2 separate regions of the Homo sapiens genome follow, and region 2 is linked to region 1. The links are chromatin contacts, found by Hi-C in ENCODE. All regions are on one chromosome and are shown on one strand. The core of a region is the stretch at or near the end of the contact, and the rest is flanking DNA. Distances in the headings are between cores, read along the strand shown. Region 1 has its middle 98 kb from the start of LINC01907. Region 2 has its middle 22 kb from the start of SPATA3-AS1.

The links. A loop is a pair of places that touch in the nucleus more often than their neighbours do. Pooled maps may share reads with other maps.
Region 2: a loop to region 1 is called in a pooled map, with 4 times the contacts of the local background. The contact joins two enhancer-like sites. A Hi-C loop is called at or near these places in 1 of 168 maps with a recorded cell type or tissue (heart right ventricle), 1 of 37 single-sample maps with no recorded cell type and 3 of 50 pooled maps.

Annotation. Positions count from the first base shown.
Region 1 is chr2:230,601,118-230,604,296 of GRCh38, forward strand. No RefSeq gene overlaps it. Among named protein-coding and RNA genes, the nearest start is that of LINC01907, 98 kb to the right of the region's middle. RefSeq lists an enhancer at 1,323-1,452 and a silencer at 1,593-1,672. Within about 2 kb of position 1,559, at least 7 of the 41 ENCODE cell types and tissues checked have a DNase peak (open chromatin) inside an H3K27ac peak, as active enhancers do.
Region 2 is chr2:230,972,498-230,975,619 of GRCh38, forward strand. No RefSeq gene overlaps it. Among named protein-coding and RNA genes, the nearest start is that of SPATA3-AS1, 22 kb to the right of the region's middle. RefSeq lists enhancers at 1,624-1,673, 1,794-1,933. Within about 2 kb of position 1,779, at least 4 of the 41 ENCODE cell types and tissues checked have a DNase peak (open chromatin) inside an H3K27ac peak, as active enhancers do.

The sequences.
Region 1 (3,179 bases), core at 309-2,808:
AAGGGAATAAAATATTGATATGTGCTGCAGTGTAGATGGACCTTGAAAACACTGGGCTAAGTGAAAGTAGCCAGACATGGAAGGACAAATGTGTGATTCCACTGATCTGAGGTACCTAGAATAAGCAAATTCATAGAAACAGAGAATAGAATCGAGGTCACCAGGGGATGGGAGGAGGGGGAAGGAATGTGGTGTTATTTGTATAACGGGTAGAGAGTTTACATTGGGAATGACAAAAAAGTTTTGGAAATAGTGGTGACGTTTACACGAATGTATTGTGAATGTATTTAATACCACTGAATTGCACACTTACAAATGACTAAATGAGAAATTGATAATGCTAAATAGTCATATATATTAACAATGAAATGATAACTATTATGTATACTTTGCTACAATAAATAATAATAATAATGATAATGGGAGAGGACTCATGTTATTTGAATGTGGAGCTTCGTGTTAATTAGTCCAACTAAGCTATCACATGCTGCTCTCTGGAGCGTGGGGACAGACAATAGCGCTGAGCATAACTGGGGACAGAAAAATAAATTGGCGGGGGCAGGGAGGCTCAGCTTAGTTGAGAGTGGGATTTTGTAGAGAATGAATGTCATGACCAATATCAGAAGTTTCTCAGAGCCACAGTTGAGCTGCTTTTTCTGCTGGTTTCAGGTGACGGCAAAACAGTGGCACAGGTGTGGGCCTGAAGCCCGCATAATGGAGCTTTCCCCTCCTCCCTGGATTCAGCCACACCCAGGACGAATGAGGTTTGGCTGCAAAACTTAATAGTTTGGGGGGTTTGGGGGTTTTTGTTTTTTGTTTTTTGAGACCGAGTCTCACTCTGTGTCCCAGGCTGGAGTGCAGTGACATGATCTTGGCTCACTGCAACCTCCACCTCCCGGGTTCAAGCGATTCTCCTGCCTCCGCCTTCCCAGTAGCTGGGATTACAGGCCCCGCCACCATGTCCGGCTAATTTTTGTATTTTAGGAGAGATGGAGGTTTCACCATGTTGGCCAGGCTGGTCTCAAACTCCTGACCTCAAGTGATCCACCTGACTCGGCCTCCCAAAGTGCTGGGATTACAGGCGTGAGCCACCGCACCCGTCCAATTTAATGGTTTAAGAGAATATGAGGCCAGGCACAGTGGCTCACACCTGTAACCCCAGCACTTTGGGAGGCCAAGGCTAGTGGATCACTTGAGGTCAGGAGTTCAAGACCAGCCTGACCAACATGGTGAAACCCCATCTCTACTAAAAATACAAAAACTAGCCAGGCGTGGTGGTGCACACCTGTTATCCCAGCTACTTGGGCAACTGAAGCAGGAAAATCACTTGAACCCGGGAGGCGGAGGTTGCAGTGAGCCAAGATCATGCCACTGCACTCCAGCCTGGGTGACAAGAGCAAAACTCCGTCTCAAAAAAAAAAGAGAAAACAAAACAAAAGTGAGGAAATCAAGGGGAGGGAAATCACTGCCCCAGCTCAGGGTTCTTGCCCCGAGGAAGGAGCTGCACTGCCAGAGTCCCTTTCAGGCACCCTCCAGGAGGCCACCAACCCCCAGCTGCAGTGCCTGCATGACAAAAGTTCAAGTTCAAGGGCCTGGCTTCCCCTCTGTTCCCCGCCCCCACACCCCCACCCACCCCCAGCAACACAGACAGGAAGCAGGGCTCACTTCCTGCACCAGTGCACTTACAGGAAGTCAGCTGCTATCACAAGTGCAGCCACCTGAGAGCCCAGGCCCTTTCCCAGAACCCCACCCATACCTGGTGGGGCTGATGTCCAGCTAGGGTGCTACACTAAAGCCCTACACAGTACTGAAGCATTAACACGCTTTTAACCCAGTTAGGGAAAAGCCACTGCCCTGAGCCCGTTGAAAGAGCTCAGGAAATGCCACCCCAAAATATGCTGCTTTGGTGTGCCGATCACTTTGAGCTGAAGACACTTGAGAAAGACCAAAGGCAGAGAGACGTTTTCCCTGAACTCCCCCTGTCTGCCTAAAGACAGATCCCCAATCCCCTCCCAGGGAGTTTCGGGGAAATGAAAATCAAAACCACAGTGAGATACCATCTCACACCTGTTAGATGGCTAGCATCAAAAGGTGAAAAGGTAACAGGTCTTGGCAAGGATGTAGAGAAAACACATATATGTTGTTGGTAGGAATGTAAATTGGTGCTGCCATTCCGTAAAACAGTGTGAAGTTTCCTCAAAAAATTAAAAATAGGGATTAGGTGGGGGTGGCTGGCAAAATGGCCAAATAGGAACAGTTCCAGTCTGCAGCTCCCAGCAAGATCAACATGGAAGGCAGGTAATTTCTGCATTTCCAACTGAGGTACCTGGCTCATCTCATTGGGACTGGTTAGACAGTGGGTGCAGCCCACAGAGGGTGAGCCAAAGCAGGGTGGGGTGTCACTTCAACACCCAAGAGGTCAGGAAACTCCCTCCCCTAGCCAAGGGAAGACATGAGGGACTGTGCCATGAGAAACAGTGCACTCCAGCCCAGATACTACACTTTTCCCATGGTCTTTGCAACCTGCAGACCAGGAGATTCCCTCAGGTGCCTACACCACAAGGGCCCTGGGTTTCAAGCACAAAACTGAGCAGCCATTTGGGCAGACACCGAGCTAGCTGCAGGAGTTTGTCTTTCCATAACCCAGTGGCGCCTGGAATGCCAGTGAGACAGAACCATTCACTCCTCTGGAAAGGGGGCTGAAGCCAGGGAGCCAAGTGGTCTAGCTCAGCAGATCCCACCCCCATGGAGGCCAGCAAGCTAAGATTGACTGGCTTGAAATTCTTGCTGGCAGCACAGCCATCTGAAGTTGACCTGGGACACTTGAGCTTGGTGGGAGGAGGGGCGTCCACCATTACTAAGGCTTGAGTAGGTGGGTTTTCCCTCACAGTGTAAACAAAGCCACTGGGAAGTTCGGAATAGGTGGAGCCCACCACAGCTCAGCAAAGCTGTTGTAGCCAGACTGCCTCTCTAGATTGCTCCTCTCTGGGCAGGGCATCTCTGAAAGAAAGGCAGCAGCCCCAGTCAGAGGCTTATAGATAAAACTCTGACCTCCCTGGGATAGAGCACCTGGGGGAAGGGACGGCTGTGGGCGCAGCTTCAGCAGACTTAAACATTCCTGCCTACTGGCTCTGAAGAGACCAGCAGATCTCCCAGAACAGCACTCAAGCTCTGCTAAG
Region 2 (3,122 bases), core at 529-3,028, 370 kb after region 1:
TTATTCTTTTTTCCTTTTTTTGAGACAGGGTCTTGCTCTCTTGTCCAGGCTGCAGAACAGTGGCATGACACAGCTCACTGCAGCCTCGACCTCTCAGGCTCAATCGATCCACCCACCTCAGCCACCTGAGTAGTTGGGACTACAGGTATGGGCCGCTATGCCCAGCTAATTTTTTTTTCTCTTTTTGAGACGGAGTGAGCTCTGTCGCCCAGGCTGGAGTGCAGTGGCGCAATCTGGGCTTGCTGCAATCTCCGCATCCCGGGTTCACGCCATTCTGCTGCCTCAGCCTTCCGAGTAACTGGGACTACAGGCGCCCACCACCACGCCCAGCTAATTTTTTGTATTTTTAGTAGAGACGGGGTTTCACCATGTTAGCCAGGATGGTCTCAATCCTCTGACCTCGTGACCCACCTGCCTTGGCCTCCCAAAGTGCTAGGACTACAGGCATGAGCCACTGCGCCCGGCTTATGCCCAGCTAATTTTTGTATTTTTTGTAGAGATGGGGTTTCACCATGTTGCACAGGCTGGTCTTGAGCTCCTGGACTTAAGTGATCCTCTCACCTTGGCCTCCCAAAGTGCTGGAATTACAGGCATGCACCATCGTGACTGGCCCAGTATCAGGTATTTCTTTATAGCAATGCAAGAACAGACGAATACACACGCAGTGGAGTATTACTCAACATTACAAAGGAAGGAGATTCTGACCCATGCTCTCATATGGATGAAACTTGGAGACATTATACTAAGTCAAATAAGTCAATCACAAAAAGAAAAATACCGTATGATTCCACTTAAAGAGGTACCTAGGGTAGTCAAATGCATAGACATAGAAATTAGGATTATGGTTGGTTGCCAGGAGCTGGGGGAAGTGGGGGATGGGGAGTTGGTGGTGGTTGTACTAGGTGAACATAACTTAATTCCACTGAACTCAACACTTACAGTGGTTACAATGGTGAATTCTAGGTTATGTCTATTTTACCACAATTTTTAAAAATAATTTAAAATCCATGATAAATAGAGTGACCATATAGTTTATTGTCTAAACTGGGACACTTTGGGCAATGAAAGTGGATGCTTTTAATAACTACACCTCGATCCTAGGGGTTAAAGAGACTGCCCTAGGTAGCCTGGGGGTTCCCCAAAATAGTCACTTCTCCACTTACTTCAGTTGAAAGTGTCTTCTTCGCCTGGTAAATATTCAGTACAGTAGCTATGGAAGAAATGTCACCATGAACGGTGCCAAGATATAATTATTCCTGTTCTGGAATGTCAAACTTTAACATTTTGGCCACAATATTCTCTTTTGATCACATTGTCATAATAATTTTGGGATAAAGTGGATGTATCCAGAAGTCCATTCTATGTTGGGACACTTGGCATTGCTCCATGCTTGTGTGGGGGTGGCACCTTTACCTCCCTGCCTCAATCCTCCCCTTCCCTCCCACTGTCCCCTTCCACCTATCCTTTCAGGTAGGTCTTACACAAATGGCCCCTCCTCTGTCCTGTCTTTCCTGATCCACCCTGTGGCATTTCTCCACTTCCAAACTTCTCTGGTGCTTTTACTTGGCGTCAGGTGACATGCGATAAGACCTGGATTAATTAGTTAATGTTAATAACATCTGCTTGACTGCCAATCCTGAAAAATACCGTAATTAACATCATCAACCAGCCATAGGGAAACCACCTTGGACCTCCCCGTGTAAACTACTTTGGGCAGTGCCTTGGGTTTTTCAAGAGTTTGTCAGGCACTTGAGGTTGAGGCTCGAAGAAAGAATATTATTTGATTCTTAGCCATGGTGGGAACCGACATTTATCTAAGTGTTTTTCATAGACAGGAAGTGGTAATTCTCACCCTCCCTGATCTGGGCTCTGACTCACTGGGGTGCCCCAGCCTCTGGGCCTGGGCTCACTAGTGGTAGCCAGCTGACCTGAGCATCAGAGTAAGATGCGTGCCTGAAAAATTCCCCTGGTGGGGCCGGTCATGAAAAGTGCCGTTCTCCTCATTCATGTGGTTTTGTCAGGATGCCCGGATTCCGCAGGCCCGGGCCAGTTATTTTGAGCACACAAGTCACTTTAAAAGACCCCTAAAGGTCACTGGTCCCAAGGATTATTTCACCCCCTCACCACAGTTAATGTCGTCTCCCCACCTCTGTTTTTCTGTATTCCCATAACACATTCTGAGTGTGGCTATGTGATGTAAAGAGCTGTTTTCATGCAAATGTTCAGGGTAACATCATGCATAGTGTCTTAGTTCATCTCCTGCCGCTATACCAAAATACCACAGACTGGGTAATTTACAAGGCACAGACGTTTATTTGGCTCATGGTTCTGGAGCTGGGAAGTCCAAGAGCGTGGTGCTGGTATCTAGTGAGGGCCATCCCATGGCGGAAGGCATCACGTCGTGAGAGAGAACACACGCGAGAGGAAGGAAAGAGGGGCAGAATTCCCTGATTTTATATCTAAGTCACTCCTGTGACAGCTAATCCAGTACCCCAATAATGGCCTGAATCCACTCATGAGAGCTGTGTTCCCATGACCTAATCACCACTTAAACGTGCCACTTCTCAACATTGTTGCACTGGCAATTAAGTTTCCAACACATGAACTTTGGGGGACACATTCAAACCACAGCACTTAGAATATAACAGGATTGCCCCCCTACAGCCATGAGTCCCTTGGATCACCAAGTTAATGTAACAATAACAAAGTCTAATATGATTTACAGGAAATTGGAAGCTTTAAGTAGCCTCGTGAAGCCAAAGGGCAGCATTAGAGCATATCTTTTGACACCCGAAGCTTGTGTCAAAAAGGGTATTAACAGTTGACCGCCTCACACCCACGAGGATGACTATAATTTTTTAAATGGAAAATAACCATTGGCAAGGATGTGGGAAAACCGGAACCCTCCTACTTTGCTTGTGAAAAATGTAAAACGGTGCAGCTGATGTGGAAATCAATTTGTTGGTTCATCAAAAATTTAAACATGGGGCCAGGTGCAGTGGCTCACGCCTGTAATCCCAGCACTTTGGGAGGCCAAGGCGGGCAGACCACGAGGTCAGGAGTTCGAGACCAGCCTGGCCAACATTATGAAACCCCGACTCTACTAAAAATACAAAAATTAG